Regions from separate parts of the Homo sapiens genome. Here region 1 is linked to region 2. A link is an interaction called in ENCODE POLR2A ChIA-PET data of the cell type or tissue named here. Cell type or tissue: OCI-LY7. All regions are shown on one strand. Each heading gives the region's core, and the rest is flanking DNA. Links, peaks and the distances in the headings are about the cores only.

Region 1 (8,336 bases), core at 148-8,147, 610 kb after region 2:
AATGCTGGCATTACAGGAGTGAGCCACCACGCCCGGCCAACTCTCAGTTTCTTAAGACACATGAATATATATGTGTGTGTGTGTGTGTGTGTGTGTGTGTCTATATATATATATATATATATATATATATATATATATATATATACACACACATACAAATATCCCCACAGCCATGTATTACTTAACCATGAAGAATACATTCTGAGAAAAGCATCGTTAGGCAATTTCATCATTGTGTGAGCATCATCAAATGTACTTACCACGAACCTAGATGATATGGCTACTACACACCTAGGCTATATGGTGCAGCTTATTGCTCCTAGGCTACATACCTGTACACCATGTTACTGTACTGAATACTGTAGGCAGTGGTAACACAATGGTACTTGTGTATCTAAACACATCTAAAAACAGAAAAAGTGCAGTAAAAATATGGTGTTATAATCTTTTTATTTATTTATTTATTTGTTTATTTTTGAGACGGAGTCTCATTCTGTTGCCCAGGCTAGAGTGCAGCGGTGTGCATTTGACTCACTGCAACCTCCACCTCCCAGGTTCAAGCAATTCTCCTGCCTCAGCCTCCCGAGTAGCTAGGATTATAGTCGTGTGACACCACACCAAGCTAATTTTTGTATTTTTAATAGAGACGGGGTTTCACCATGTTGGCCAGGCTGGTCTCGAATTTCTGACCTCAGGTGATCCGCCCACCTCAGCCTCCCAAAGTACTGGGGTTACAGGTGTGAGACACCACGCCCGGCCTATGGTGTTATAATCTTATGGGACCACTGTTGTATATGTGGTTTGTGGTTCACTGAAATGTTGTTATATGGTGCATGCCACTATACACACACACACACGCACACATATGTGCACACACACACATGCACACACATGCACACACACGTGCACACCCACGCGCATGCACACATGCACATATAAGTATATAGCTCTATATATGTATATATACATATATGGGCATATGTGTGTATATATGTGTGTGTATATGTATAGTATACACAATTTGCCCCGTGAAGGAGGCACTGATGAATACAGAGGCATTCCTGATTATTCAGGTGGTGTGAGCAAGGGAAAGTAAAGTACTAACTGCTGATGGTTGAAAAGAGGTTTGAGGTGCTCTTGCCAACTAACAAGAGAATTTTTGCCCGAATAACTAGAATGAGTAGAGCATTCACAATCCATGGTATTAATATGGTTTGAAAGCAGTGTGAGTATGTCATAGCAGAGGGGGACGTGGCATGCAGTCTCTATTGTCTTGCGTCTCTGTGGTAAACACTTTTCAGTAGATACTGAATAATCAGGGTGAGATTATTAACCCGTTCTTCATCTCTGAGAAATTAACCCCACAGCACTCCAGTTTACCAGTACAAACCTTACTGTAGAGTTGTCTACTGGACTGTGAATAAATTCATCGGGTTCTAATTTGCAAGTCGAACTCTAAAATTTTCAATCTTCTCGCCTTCAATTTATTTTGAAAACAGTCTGTGCCTGAGTTATGACAAAGGAAGGGAGAATTATATTTTCACCCTCAAATTGATGGAATAACTTTAAATGAAACACCCATATTCCACTTAGAGACTGTAGTATTGACTACTTTCCTATTCTTACGCCTCCTAATTCTTAAGTGGGGGTGGTGGGGCCTTTAACAGCTGCACATTTCCAACACAGTCCTCCCTAAATGGTGTCAAATGACTGGGAATGAAGTTTTGGTAACTCTGGATGATTTATGCAGCCACTTAGTCATCGTTGTTCCATCAGGGGAAACAATGAGAGGCTTTTGTTTGTGTTTCTGTGTGTAGGGTGTGAGGGACAAAGAGAAGCAAATATTCATATAATGAAACTTTGGTCCTCTTTTTTTCCTCTCAACAGAGGTCTTTATATTCAAATTACTATAAATATAACATAAAAATAGAATATATACTGCACTGTGGCTCTTTCTACATTGTTTTCATGTATTTGCCTAGAAAGCTGCTTTTTTTCCTTCTCTCTCTGTTTTTTTTTTTTTTTTTTTTTTTTTTTTGAGACGGAGTCTCTCTCGCTCTGTTGCCCAGGCTGGAGTGTAGTGGCATGATCTCGGCTCACTGCAACCTCCGCCTCCCGGGTTCAAGAAATTCTCCTGCTTCAGCCTCCTGAGTAGCTGGGATTATAGGCGCGCGCCACCATGCCCAGCTAATTTTTGGATTTTTAATAGAGACGGGGTTTCACCATGTTGGTCAGGCTGGTCTTGAACTCCTGACCTTGTGATCCACCCGCCTCGGCCTTCCAAAATGCTGGGATTATAGGCGTGAGCCACCTTGCCCGGTGCCTTCTCTGTTTTTCAAAAAAAAAGTAATGCATGAATACATTCTAACCATAAAATAATCAAACATTATGGAAGTACGCAGAATAAAAAACCAATCTCCCTTCATTGCCCTCACCCAACCTCCACCCCCCACCATCCAGCCCCTACAAAAAAGATCCTTAAAAAAAAAAAAACCTCCATTGCCCTGGTTTTGGGCAGTTTCATAAGAACAGAAGACATATTGCAAGCAACAGGAAAATTCTAAAATATGGAAAATCAGAAATCACTGCAAATGGACCCCACTGTGAAGCATACCCCAGCAAGTGGCAGGGATAATTGTGGCAGTGTTTGAATGCAGGTCGAGGTAGCTCCTCTGAAGAAAAGGCACGTGGAGCCAAAAATATCTGGGTTTGCTTCTTTCTACCTCTGCCACTAGCTAGCTGAGTATCCTTGGGCAACTTTAGTTTCCCTAGCCATAAGGTAGACATGGTCACAGAGGCATGAAATGAGATTGTGTGTGCTGAACACCTGCCAAATGCCTGAATACTAGGTCTTCAGCAAATATTAGCTTTCCTCCAACCTCCAGAAGAACTTTGCTGCAACTGAGGCACCTAACAGTTTATTCCTGGTAAACTTCTAGTTATTTCTTGATGTCTGTGGGGAAATGATAATCCTATTTTGTACACTGGTTGTAAAAGGTGAAAAAGAGCATGGTTTGCTGTCCTGCCAGGCTGCTCAGAGCATGTCAGTGTTTTGCAGGGTTAATTAAAGGCTGATGTGAAAATAGGTCTCCACTACATTTGAGTTCAGGCAATGAATGTGGATTCAGACAAGAGTGCTGATGATTAAGAAATCCTAGTAGGCCAGATGTGGTGGCTCACGCCTGTAATCCCACACTTTGGGAAGCCGAGGTAGGTGGATCGCTTGAGCCCAGGAGTTCAAGACCAGCCTGGGTAACATAGGGAAACCACCACCGTCCCCGTCTCTACAAAAAAATTAAAAAAAAAAATTAGCCAGAGCTATTATTGTGCCACTGCACTCCAGCCTGGGTAACAGAGCAAGGCCCTGTCTCAAAAATAAAAATAAATAAATAATAAAAGAAATCCTGGCCAGGCACAGTGGCTCATGCCTGTAATCCCAGCACTTTGGGAGGCCGAGGTGGGCAGACCACGTGAGGTCAGGAGTTTGAGACCAGCCTAGCCAACATGGTGAAATCCTGTCTCTACTAAAAATACAAAAATTAGCCAGGTGTGGTGGCGCACACCTGTAATCCCAGCTATTCAGGAGGCTGAGGCAGGAGAATCGCTTGAATTTGGGAGGCAGAGGCTGCAGTGAGCCGAGATCACACCACTGTACTCCAGCCTGGGCAACACAGGGAAACTCCATCTCAAAAAAAAGAAAGAAATCCTGATAATCATGGGTATATTATCTCCTGGAAACCTGTATCACTAGGTGACTCATTAAAAGAACAAATTTAATAATGGGGAACACTGATACAAGAACATTGGATTCTCATTATTATTTTAAATATGGAACATTTCACAAATGTGTGTGTCTGCCTGGGCAGGGTCAGTGCTAATCTCTGTATTGTTGCAATTTTTAATACACATGCTGTTGAAGTGAGCATGGATTATTGCTTTTAATAGACTATTTTCTTTTCTTTTTCTTTTTCTTTTTTTCTGAGGCAGAGTTTCACTCTGTCACCGAGGCTGGCATGCAGTGGCGTGATCTTGGCTTGCTGCAACCTCTGCCTCCCAGGCTCAAGTGATCTTCCAGCCTCACCTTCCTGAGTAGCTGGGACTACAGGCACAAGACACCATGCTTGGCTAATATTTGTATATTTTTTTGGTAGAGACAGGGATTTGCCATGTTACCCAGGCTGGTCTCTAACTCCTGAGCTCAAAGCAAATCTGCCTGCCTTGTCCTCCCAAAGTGCTGGGATTACAGGTGTGAGCTACCATTAATAGACTATTGTCTAGAGCAGTTCTAGGTTCACAGCAATATTAAGTTGAAAGTACAGAGATGGCCAGGCACCGTGTCTCATGCCTAGGCGGGTAGATCACTTGAGCTCAGGAGTTTGAGACCAGTCTGGCCAACACAGTGAAACCACATCTCTACTAAAATACAAAAATTAGCCAGCTGTGGTGGTTCACGCCTGTAATCCCAGCTACTCAGGAGGCTGAGGCAGGAGAATCACTTGAACCCAGGAAGCAGAGGTTGCAGTGAGCCGAGATCGTGCCATTGCACTACAGCCTGGACAACAAAGCGAGACCCTGTCACACACACAAAAAAAGTACAGAGATAACCCATATACTCCTTTCCTAGACATACATGCAGAGCCTTATCCACTATCAACATCTGAACCAAAGTAGTACCTTTGTTACAATTGATGAACCTATATTTACACATCATTATCACCCAAAATTCATAGTTTACATTAGGATTTAGGCCAGATGCAGTGGCTCATGCCTGTAATTCCAGCACTTTTGGAGGCTGATGGCGGCAGATCACCTGAGGTCAGGAGTTTGAGACCAGCCTGGCCAACATGGTGAAACCCCGTCTCTACTTAAAAAAAAAATACAAAAATTAGCCCAGTGTGGTGGCAGGTGCCTTTAATCCCAGCTACTTGGGAGGCTAAGAGGTAATAGGTATGTGGTCCTATCTCATTGTTGTTTTAATTTGTGTATCCCTAGGAGAATCACTTGAACCCGGGAGGTGGAGGTTGCAGTGAGCCAAGATTGCACCATTGCACTCCAGCCTGGGTGACAGAGCAAGACTCTGTCTCAAAAAAAAAAAAACCCAAACAAACAGATTAACTCTTAGTTTTGTACATTCTGTAGGTTTTAACAAATGTATAATGACATGTATTCATCATTATAGTATCATACAGTGTAGTTTCACTGCCCTAAAAATCCTCTATGCTCATTTTTCCCCAACCCCTGTATTTCTGGTTTTTCCTTTTGTCTTTTTAATTTTTTCTAAGTTTTTCTTTATTTTTAATATTGAAACATTTTCGGCCAGGCTCAGTGGCTCACGCCTGTAATCCCAGCACTTTGGGAGGCTGAGATGGGTGGATCACCTGAGGTCAGGAGTTTAAGACCAGCCTGACCAACATGGTGAAACCCTGTCTCTACTAAGAATACGAAATTAGAAAAATTAACCTGGCATGGTCTCGGGCACTTGTAATCCCAGCTACTCGGGAGTCTGAGGCAAGAGAATCCCTTGAACCCAGGAGGCGGAGGTTGCAGTAAGCTGAGACTGTGCCATTGCACTCCAGCCTGGGCAACAAAAGTGAAACTCCATCTGAAAAAAAAAAAAAATTTCTTTCTTTCTTTTTTTTTTTTAGAGACAGTCTCACCAGTTTGCCCAGGCTTATCTCAAACTCCTGGGCCTAAGTGATCCTCCTGCCTCAGCCTACCAAGTAGCTGAGACTACAGGCACACACCATTATGCCTGGCTGCCTTTTCTAGAATGTCATATAATTGGAAACATACAATAGGTAGCCTTTTCAGATTGGCTTCTTTCACTTAGCAATATGGATTTAAGGTGCCTCCATGTCTTTTCATGGCTTGATAACTCATTTATTTTCAGTGCTGAATAGTATTCCATTATCTGGATGTACCACAGTTTATCCATTCACCTACTGAGGACATTTTCATATTGCTTCCATGTTTTGACCATTATGGACAAAGCTGCTATAAACATTGATGTGCACATTTTCATGGGGACATAAGTTTTCAACTTATTTGGTAAATACCTAGGAACACAATTGCTGTATCTTATGGTAAGCCGTTTAGTTTTGTAAGAAACAGCCAAACTATTTTCCAAAGGGGCTGTATCATTTGTCATTCCCAACAGCAATGAATGAGAGTTCCTGTTGTTCCACATCCTCACCAGCATTTGGTGTCCTCATTGTTGTGATTTTTGCCATTCTAATAGGTATGTGGTCCTATCTCATTGTTGTTTTAATTTGCATATCCCTAGTGACATATGAAAATCTTTTCATATGCTTATTTGCCATCTGTGTATTTTCTTTGGTGAGTTTGTTCTGATCTTTTGCCCATTATTTAATCGGGTTATTTTTCTTATTCTTGTGTTTTAAGAGGTCTTTATATATTTTGAATAACAGTCATTTATTAGATAAGTCTTTTGTAAATAGTTTTTCCCAGTCTGTGGCTCATCTTCTCATTCTCTTGAAATTATTTTACAATTATTTGTAAATGTTGATTAATGTGGCTATTTGGGAATACAGAAGCTTTGGTTTACATTACCAAGAAAATGTTCTGCAGTCATCCAACAGGTGAGCTCTTAATAAGCTGAAAGCATCGGCCTGGCAGGGTGGCTCACGCCTGTTAATCCCAGCACTTTGGGAGGCCAAGGCAGGTGGATCACTTGAGGTCAGGAGTCAGAAACCAGCCTGGCCAACATGGAGAAACCTTGTCTCTACTAAGAATACAAAAATTAGCTGGGCGTGGGGGGGCATCTGTAATGCCAGCTACTCGGGAGGCTGAGGCAGGAGAATCGCTTGAACCTGGGAGGCGGAGGTGGCAGTGAAGTGAGCCGAGATAGCGCCACTGCACTCCAGCCTGGGCGACAGAGCGAGACTCCGTCTAATAATAATAATAATAATAATAATAATAATAATAATAATAACAAGCTGAAAGTATCTTTCTGGAGATAAAGATTAAGGCACTGACCCCCAACTTCTGGAGGGATCCGCTTGCATTTTCTGCAGTCTATAAAGCCTAGAGTGCCCTCTGCTGGTTACCTTCTGAAAACCAGGCAGTCGATGGTTTCAACTCATTTATTTTTGAAATAACATCATAAGTAATAACCCTTACTCTCCTGTGATTTCTTTATCAAGTTACCTTCTGAAGGCTTATCTCAAGGAGAGAAAAATGACTATTCTTTAGTAACAACTTGATTCCTTAGTCAGAAGTGTGTTTTATTCCACCCCACCAGCCTGTGGAAGAAGAAAAAGAAAAAAAAAGTGTGTCTGATACATCTGCAGCATGTATAGAATTTTTAAAGTGTGTCTAAGATACATTTTATCTTATTTTATTTTATTTACTTTTTAGAGACAGAGACTTGCTCTGTTGCCCAGGATGGTGTGCAGTGGCGCAATCATAGCTCACTACAGCCTCCATCTCCTGGGCTAAAGCTATCCTCCCACCTCACCCTCCCAAAATCCTGGGAATATAGGTGTGAGCCACTGTGCCTGGCCAGATACCATTTGAAATGTGATCAATATGTCTGTTGGTTCCCAAAATCTAAAGTAATTAGCATTTTAGAAGAATAAATTAAAGTAGCCCAGCCCAGGCATGGTGGCTCACACCTGTAATCTCAGTGCTTTGGAAGGCAGAGGTAGGAGGATCGCTTGAGCCCAGGAGTCCAAGACCAGCCTGGGCAACATAGTGATACCTCGTCTCTACTAAAAATTTAAAAATTAGCCAGTTTGGCTCTGTGTCCCCACCCAAATCTCATCTCCATGTGTAATCTCCATGTGTTGAGGGAGGGAGGTGATTGGATCAAAGGGGCGGTTTCCCCCATGCTGTTCTTGTGATAGTGAGTTCTCAAGAGATCTGATGATTTTCCGAGTGTTTGGAAGTTCCTCTTCCTTCTCTCTCCTGCCACATTATGAAGAAGGTACCTTACTTCCCCTTCTGTCATGCTTGTAAGTTTCTTGAGGCCTCCCCAGCCATGCAGAACTGTGAGTAAATTAAACCTCTTTCCTTTATAAATTACCCAGTCTTGAGTAGTATCTTTACAGCAGCGTGAAAACGGACTAATACATGCGCACATTAGCCAGGCACAGTGGCTTGCCCCTGTAATCTCAGCTACTTGGGAGGCCAAGGCAGGAGGATTGCTTGAAGCTAGGAGTTGGATCAGCCTGGGCAATACAGTGAGACCTCCATCTCTAAAAAAATAAACACACACACACACACACACACACACACACACACACACACACACACAAATGTCCCACAGCTCACTTTTCCCTAGAAGATTGGCAGCTGGAATATCCAGTCTTGTATAC
Region 2 (8,336 bases), core at 223-8,222:
TGCAGTAATGGTGTGCACCTGTAATCCCAGCTACTCGGGAGAGGTTGAGGCAGGAGAATCGCTTGAGCCTGGGAGGTGGGGGTTGCAGTGAGCTGAGATCATGCCACTGCACTCCAGTCTGGGCAACAGAGTGAGACCTTGTCTCAAAAAAAAAAAAATCATAAATTTGTTCACTGTTTATTGTCCCTCATGCCCACCCACAATTTAACCTCTGTGATGGCAAGGATTTTTGTTTTGTTCACTGATACAGCTCAGACAACTTGAACAATAACCAGCATATATTAAGTGCTCAATAAATATTAGTTGAATGAATGAATCCCTAATGGTGTGGGAGTTAGTTCATCCTTTTTTATTTAAACCTGAATTTAAATTCATTTGTGACAGTTACTAGTTGGTATCAAACTCCTAGGCTCAAGCCAGGAGTGTCCAATCTTTTGGCTTCCCTGGCCACATTGGAAGAAGAATTGTCTTGAGCCACACATAAACTACACTAACACTAATGATAAGTGATGGGCTAAAAAAAAAATTGCAAAAAAATCTCATAATGTTTTAAGAATGTTTACAAATTTGTGTTGGGCCACACTGAAAGCCATCCTGGGCCACATGCAGCCTGCAGGTCATGGGTTGGACAAGCTTGGCTTAAGCAGTCCTCCTGCCTTGCCCTCCCAAAGTGCTGAGATTACAGGTGTGAGCCAGCATGCCTGGCCTGTGATGGGATATTTCAAATCACACATATTACGCACCCTGCAGTCTATGAGAATTATTTCACACATTCAAACAAATCTTCATCCCCTCTTGTGGTATGGTATTTAAGCTGGGCATAGGATTTTGGATGGTGTATATATTTTAATACTCTAAAGGATACTTCCTGGAAGGAATCAACCTCATTTTCAACACAAACATAAATTGAAAGCTAGGATTAAAAATCAGGCTCCTTGAGGGTGGTGGCCACATCTGTTTTTGTTGTTGTTGTTGTTGTTTTTGGCTTATTTTTTGAGATGGAGCCTCGCTCTGTCGCCTAGGCTGGAGTGCAGTGGCACGATCTCGGCTCATTGCAACTTCCGTCTCCTGGGTTCAAGTGATTCTTGTGCCTCAGCCTCCCAAGGAGCTGGAATTACAGGTGTGCACTACCACGCCTGGCTAATTTTTGCATTTTTAGTAGAGACAGGGTTTTGCCATGTTGGCCAGTTTGGTCTCAAACTCCTGGCCTCAAGTGATCCGCCTACCTCGGCCTCCCAAAATGCTGGGATTACAGGCGTGAGCCACCATGCCCAACTAGCCACATCTGTTTTGTTCACCAGTGTATCCTCAATACCAAACAGTGCCTAGCCTGAGGTAAGCACTCCAATCATTTGTTGAATATGCATTCTCACTGTTTAGGTTTTCTATTATGTTAATTGTTTTTCTTTATTCAAAAAGATTTGTCAGTAAATGAGAGATCCAAATTTCAAAACCCTAAAAGGTCAGAGATTTTATATTAGAATTTGAGATTTTTCCACATAGCTAAATGAATTCCTCTGGGAAATCTTTCAGAAAGACAAAACGTTTGCCAATTCCATTCAAAGGGAAATCCCCTGGAAGCCGACTTCGTGAATATGTGCCAACGGGCTCCGGGCAGCAGCTAAACTACTCACTCAGGTGGACTTTCCCCTGGGTCAGGGAGCTTTCAGAAATGTCTGGGTACCAATACTGCAGCTCTAACACAAGCCTGGGTGGCAGACTTGCTGTGTCTGTGTGGAAAGTTTGATCTTCCTCTCTGTGGGGCCATCAAGTTAGACTTTTTGAAATGACTTTCTGGTTTTTTGAAAAAATTTAGAGATGACTTGACATCTCGTGAGTCTTGGAAAATCTCCTGGGGGCCTCCGTTTGGCAAGGCCCACATTCTCCCCTGGGGGTGGAGGTAGGTGGAAGGTAAGGGTTACCCACAAGGCAAAGGTAGAAAGTGGCAGTGTAGATTCCCAGAGACTGCAGACATGCTGAATCACATGGTGTTTAAAGGCAAGATAAGAATGTAGCCCTTAGCTTAAGGTGCTCTGCCGGCAGTTTCAGTGAGCCAGGGAATAAAAAAAAAGAAGCCTATTTGTGTTTCCATATGATATTAGCAGGGGTTGAAACACAGTGCCCTGTGAGTTGGCCACTTGCAATACAGCATCTTAGAGGAGTATCCTGATGTTAAGGGGCCCCAAAGGACAGCTGTAATAAGGACAGAGCTAGGGATGTAGCAGTTCTGGGTAAAGAAAGGGACGTAGGACTCTGCCCAGCTCTCTGGCCAGATTTTCACTAATTCAGAGCTTCCTCCCTGAGGACAAGAACCTGGCTCTGTATCTTTCCCTTTTTTGTCTTTCTCAGATCCTTCAGTTCTTCTTGCACCCCAGTAGCTATGGTTGGCTACCTAGGACTTCAGTCATTCTGGATGAGTGTTGGAGGAGGAGAAAAGGGTACTTTCTCTACTCTAGTTCTATAATTTATGGGTAAAGGAAACGGACAAATGGAGCACCAAATGTGGTTTGGGGTGTGACTTCTGTGACTTACATGAGGCAACTTACATGAGGTTATGCTTCTCATAAGCCCTTCAAACCCCAGATTCCAATAAAGCAACCCTCCTCTGCCCCCTTGTCTGTAACATCTAGTGTGGTTCTTCTACCCTCTGGAACCAATGGTGGATGCAATACAGTGTTTAGCAACATAGAAGTCACACAACTATCATTTCCCTTCTGTGCCATCCCCTTACTAACCAGTCAGTGTGGTTCTGGGCCTGGATTATCTCAGCCATTCCCCAGAATAAATGCTGTCCTTTGGTTTGAGAGGGAATAAACTTGTATCACTTCAACCCAAAGGACATTTAAATACAACTATACATGAACCCCTCTATAGAGCCAAAACCTTTAGCTTTTCAGTTCACCCTTGTTTTTTAGCTATAATAACTTCAGTATTATCCTCTTACGGCTTTTGATATTTCTTGTTTTTCCAAGCTCTGTCTTAAATGAAAACCCGATGCTCAGCTTCTTGTTTCTGGAAGCCAAGGACTTTGAAAAACACTGAGAATTCTCATGGGTCTCCCCACAATACTGGAAGAAACAACGGAAGACCCCAGCTGGCTTGGGCTTAACCGTTGGTGGTTTTTAACATACAGCTTCCCCTTAGGCATGTTAACACAGGAAGCCCTTCATAGCTTGAGAGAACAGCAAATGTTCCAGTGAAAAATAAGATGGGGAAGGGTGGGAGAAGCGAACGGTCATATTGTGAACTTTGAAAATGGTCAGGTTCTGCTCTGAGTGTCAGCAGCACTGGGTTTGAATCTGAGCCTTGCCACAGATTACTTGGTGACCATAATCTCAGTTTCTTCTTCTCTCAAACAGGTGAGTATGCTGTACCCACTTTAAAAGGCATAGAAGTCCACTACGGTGAAATTAAGCCACCTACTATTTGACTGGAACTCAGCTTCTTTGTGAAAGGAGGGGGCGCACTGATGAATAAGGCCTGAATTGTTGGCTATTTCGCTTTGATCTATCCCTAGTAAAGAATGAAACCAAATAGGTACTGCATGGGCCTGCACTGCACACTGCTATTATTCAGAAGTGAAACTCACTCTGTCTTAATTTGGAAAGCAGCTAATTCTTACCTATCGTGTCACACACACATGCAGCCTTCACCCATGAATGTTGATGGGGGATGGAACTGCAAGATCAATTATTTCATGGTACCTCCCTACATCTTGGGATCTTTATGAACTTTATTTAGACTTTATTCACTCTATTCCCCACCCCCACCCTCAGCTCCCTGAAGGTGGGGAAAGGGAGGTGCAGAGATTGGCCAGTCACTAAGAAAGTGAGTCAAGAACAGAGAGGAAATAAGACTCAACAGCCTTCCCTTTAGCCTAGAGACACTTCCTCTTCCTTGAGGTTTCCTAATTGGCTGACTCTAATTCCTATTTTCTTACCACAAAATTAAGTCATCTGTGATGCTCAGAATGAACCAAATTCTCTTGAGGGTAATTGGAGAGAGGGAGAGAGAAAATGCAAATGAATGAGGTTTCTGATCATTTTGACCAATATTTTCAGTCACTAATTTAGAAACCAGTTCTTGAGAGTCCAGTTATTGATAGAAAAGCAAGAGTGTGCTACGGTTTTTTTTTTTGTTTTTTGTTTTTTTTGAGATAGAGTTTTGCTCTGTCACTCTGGCTAGAGTGCAGTGGCACGATCTTGGCTCACTGCAACCTCTGCCTCCCAGGCGATCCTCCCACTTCAGCCTCCCAAGTAGCTGGGACTACAGGCATGCACCACCATGCTTGGCTGATTTTTAAGTTTTTTGTAGAGATAATGTCTCACTATATTGCCCAGGCTGGTCTTGAACTCCTGGGCTTAAGTGATCCTCCTGCCTCGGCCTCCCAAAGTGCTGGGATTACAGTCATCGCACCTGACTCCAGTTTTATTTTCTACTTGCTTTTGAATGACTTGATGAACCTCAGCTGAGATCCTCAAACTTCACTCTAAATGTATTTCATCCATAATGGTGAAACAAAGGCAAGTTCCAAAAATCAACCACAGACAGCAGATTTAGGCACTGAAACATTCCAAAGATTAAAAACTCTGGGATGATGTCTTACAAGTACATAGCAAGTTTTATCCCAGTTACCACAGTACCAAGTACAGAGTAGATGTCTAATGAATAAACCTTTAATTCACTGAAGATATCATATGATTATAGAGGATGGCACTGAGAAGTTACTGTTTTTTTGAGGATCAGTGAGGCATCAGACACCACAGATTAAGTTCCCACTTAGCCAGCTCACACACAAAAGACCAAGGAGCAAGAGGGGTATTCACTTAAAGGAGAAGTAGGCATTAGAGGTAAAAATCAGGAAGATATTTTCAAACAAATTCTCCAAAGTAATTCAACATTTACTGAGCTCCCTCTTTGGGCAAGAAGCTGGGCTAGCTGCTCTGGGAGACACACAGATGAACCCGACAGCGTCCCCACCAGAGTTCCATGGAGATGAAACATGAATGAAAGCAAAGCTAACATGAGGTAGTCCGTAATACACAAGGAAATGTGTAACAGAGCAGCACAGATGAGAAAATGACCTTATATGCTCACGGGCCAAAGGGAATGTAAGACTACCTGTTGGAAGATGCATGTCCAAGCTCAGCTTAGAACAGGGAGAACTCTTAACAGGTGTGTTAAGAGCAATGTTAGGAGCAATATGGGAGGCACCACAATGCAACATGGAATGGGAGTGGCATAAACAAGCAGAGGAAGAAAAAAGATCCTGTGTTTAGGGCAAGCTAGGCAATAGCCTAACCTAAGTATGACTCAAAAAATGTTTTGGATTAGGGTACAAATGAAAGGAGCTGGCCTTGGATACTAAGCTAAGGAATTTATGCTCTATCTAGTTGGAAGGCTACGGGGAGACATTTAATGTTTTTGAGCAAGGAGAGTGGCAAGACTAGAATTATGCTTTGGGAAGATAAACCTTGTAGCTGTATTTATGAGGAACTGTCATTGGGGACATCAGCCAGGAGGCTATTGATAATAGACCAAGTGAAAGTTTTTGAAGGCCTGAACTGGGGTAAGCAGCAATAGGAATGGAAAGAAGAGATTATCTGCAAAAAATTTGTAAAGGCTGGACATGGTGGCTCATGCCTATCTATAATCCTAGCACTTTGGGAGGCCGAGTTGGGAGGATTGCTTGAGCCCAGGAGTTTGAGACCAGCTTGGGCAACATGGCAAAACCCTTTATCTACAAAAAATAAATTAACCAGGTGTGGTGGTGTCCACCTTATAGGGTGTGTGCCAGCGGTCCCAGTTACTTGGGAGGCTGAGGCAGGATAATTGCTTGAGCCCAGGAGGTCGAGGCTGCAGTGAGCTATGATTGCATCACGGCACTCCAGCCTGGGCAACAGAGTGAGACCCCATCTCCTAAAAAAAAAAAAAAAAAAAGAGTTCTAGTCTAACATCCTATTACACCTATTGCAAAAATTTTAGACTGTGAAGAAGATGAAGTAAAAATCATCCACAACCCAACATCCAGAGATACCTATTGACATTGTGGAATCAATGAAATGTTATTCCTTCCAGACATTTTCCTCCAAGTATTTTTTCTCTTTCTCTCTCTTTTTTTTTTTTTTTGTAGAGATAGGGTCTCCCTGTGTTGCCCAGGCTGGTCTCGTACTCCTGGGCTCAAAAGATTCTCCCACCTCAGCCTCCCGAAGTGTTAGGATTACAGGTGTGAGCCACCACACCTGACCAGCCAAGTATTTTCTTTCCTTCATTTAAAAAATGGGATCTTACTAGACATACTATTTTGGAGCTGCTTTTTCATTGATTCTATGCCAATGTACAAAGTATCGGTGGGGCACGGTGGCTCACGCCTGTAATCCCAGCACTTTGGGAGGCCAAGGTGAGTGAACACCTGAGGTCAGGAGTTTGACACCAGCCTGGCCAACATGGTGAAACCCTGACTCCACTAAAAAATACAAAAAATTAGCTGGGTGTGGTGGTGCACGCCTGTAGTCCCAGCTACTCAGGAGGCTGAGGCAGGAGAACCGCTTGAGCCCAGGAGGCAGAGGTTGCAGTGAGCTGAGATCTTTCCTTTGCACTCCAGCCTGACCCTGTGGGGTCTCACTCTGTTGCCCAGGCTGTGTGGGTCTCACTCTGTTGCCCAGGCTGGAGTGCAGTGGCTCGATCTTGGCTCACTGCAACCTGTGCCTCCCAGGCTCAAGCAATCCTCCTACCTCAACCTCCTGAGTAGCTGAGACGACAGGCACATGCCACCGTGCCCAGCTAATTTTTGTCTTTTTTGTAGAGATGGGGGGAATCTCACCATGCTTCCCAGGCTGGTCTTGAGCTCCTAGATGCAAGAAATCCTCCTGCCTTGACCTCCCAAAGTGCAAAGTATCATTTTAATCATTGCAACGTTAAAAGTTACGTTTAGGTTAGGTGCAATGGCTCATCCTGTAATCCCAGCGCTTTGGAAGGCCGAGATAAGTGGATTGCTTGAGGCCAGGAGTTCAGGACCAGCCTGGGAAACATAGTGAGACCCTGTCTGTAAAAAAAAAAATTTTTTTTTAATTTACAAATAAGTTAGAAAATTATCTGGGGGTGGTAGAGTGCGCCAGTAGTACCAGCTACTCAGGAGGCTGAGGCAGGAGGATTGCTTGAGTCCAGGAGGTCAAGGCTGCAGTGAGTCATGATCACACTGCTGCACATCAGCCTGGGTGACAGCAGGACCCTGTCTCAAAAAATAAAAAATTAAATTACAGTTATTTACTTCTTCCCTTATTTTGAATAGTTACTTCCAATTTCATTATTGTCAATTACACTATTATGAATAAGCTGTTTTCAAAGTGGTTCAGTTTGAGTGTCTCAGGTGAAGTTGGTCAGCTGCAAATGTGGAATTGGAAAGAAACCAATGGCAGAGATGGTGCCTTCTTTTGAGAATGTTGCTATGAAACTATCCCTGGGAAAGCACAGTTTTGTCCAGTCAGAGCCTAAAGGTATTTGTAAGTAAATGGGAAAGAGCTGGAGGAAAGGGATTAACTGAGAACAAGATCCCAATTCAGAAAGAAGGAACAGCGTGGATGTAGGTAGAAAAAGTAACCTAGGGCCAGGAGTAGTGGCTGATGCCTGTAATCCTAGCACCTTGAGAGGCCAAGGCAAGAGGACTGATAGAGGCAAAGAGTTCAAGACCAACCTGATCCTGTCTCTATTTTATAATTTAAAAAAAAATTTCTTTTTAAGTAACCTAGGGAAGAAAAGGGAGAAAAGATTCAGGAGAGGAAAATTATTGGAAAAGGCAAACATTGATGAAGAGGTTCATAACAGATGGCTTTTAGTTTCCAGTTAAGTCTGCTGAGTGTGAGAATGATGAGACTGACTCAGGACTTGGACTCACAGGTGTTGTTTTGTTACTATTTTTTATATAATTGTGGAGCTCACTGAGGCCCTTACTTCTCAAATTACAGTCTGCAGCATTGGCATCACGGGGTATGTCAGACCTGAATCAGAACTGGCATTTTGAGTGGGATCCCCAGGTGATTCTATGCCTATTAAGTTTGAGAAGCACTGTGATGGCCCATCTTCCCCACTTAACAGAAAAGGAAATGAAGGCTCCAGGAGATTAGCTGCTTGCAACTTACCTTTGCAGAGTTAAGACTGCAAAGGTTGGGAGAGCTCTTTCAGGAAATTAATGGGAATTTCATGACTTTTCTAGCAATACTATGGTATACAGGAGTGGAGAAAGTGGAATGGTTTGTGGCTACTCAAAATAAGGTTTAGAACTGAAAAGATGGAGACCAAAGGAGGTAAAAAGTATGAAAGAATTTGCACTGCTATTG

The links. Peaks named below come from ENCODE experiments on the same cell type or tissue, not always from the same donor. Only the 100,000 strongest peaks of a DNase experiment are listed, where the experiment ranks them.
Region 1: POLR2A ChIA-PET joins it to region 2 with 11 read pairs; 2 of 35 experiments call an interaction of 5 or more read pairs at or near these places.

What each region holds. Positions count from the first base shown.
Region 1 is chr14:34,671,481-34,679,816 of GRCh38, reverse strand. It overlaps the pseudogene RNU6-1261P. Among named protein-coding and RNA genes, the nearest start is that of CFL2, 39 kb to the left of the region's middle. In OCI-LY7, for the core only: a CTCF peak has its summit at 7,087 (motif pointing left); a DNase peak (open chromatin) is centred at 7,036; H3K27ac peaks cover 269 bases.
Region 2 is chr14:35,281,157-35,289,492 of GRCh38, reverse strand. All of the region lies in intron 9 of PRORP-PSMA6 (PRORP-PSMA6 readthrough), which reads right to left. It also overlaps a transcript of PSMA6 not described here. Among named protein-coding and RNA genes, the nearest start is that of PSMA6, 7.1 kb to the left of the region's middle. RefSeq lists enhancers at 1,801-1,860, 2,681-2,790, 3,648-3,747. In OCI-LY7, for the core only: a CTCF peak has its summit at 762; DNase peaks (open chromatin) are centred at 3,122, 3,552, 3,892, 7,942 and 2 weaker places; H3K4me3 peaks cover 3,369 bases; H3K27ac peaks cover 6,382 bases.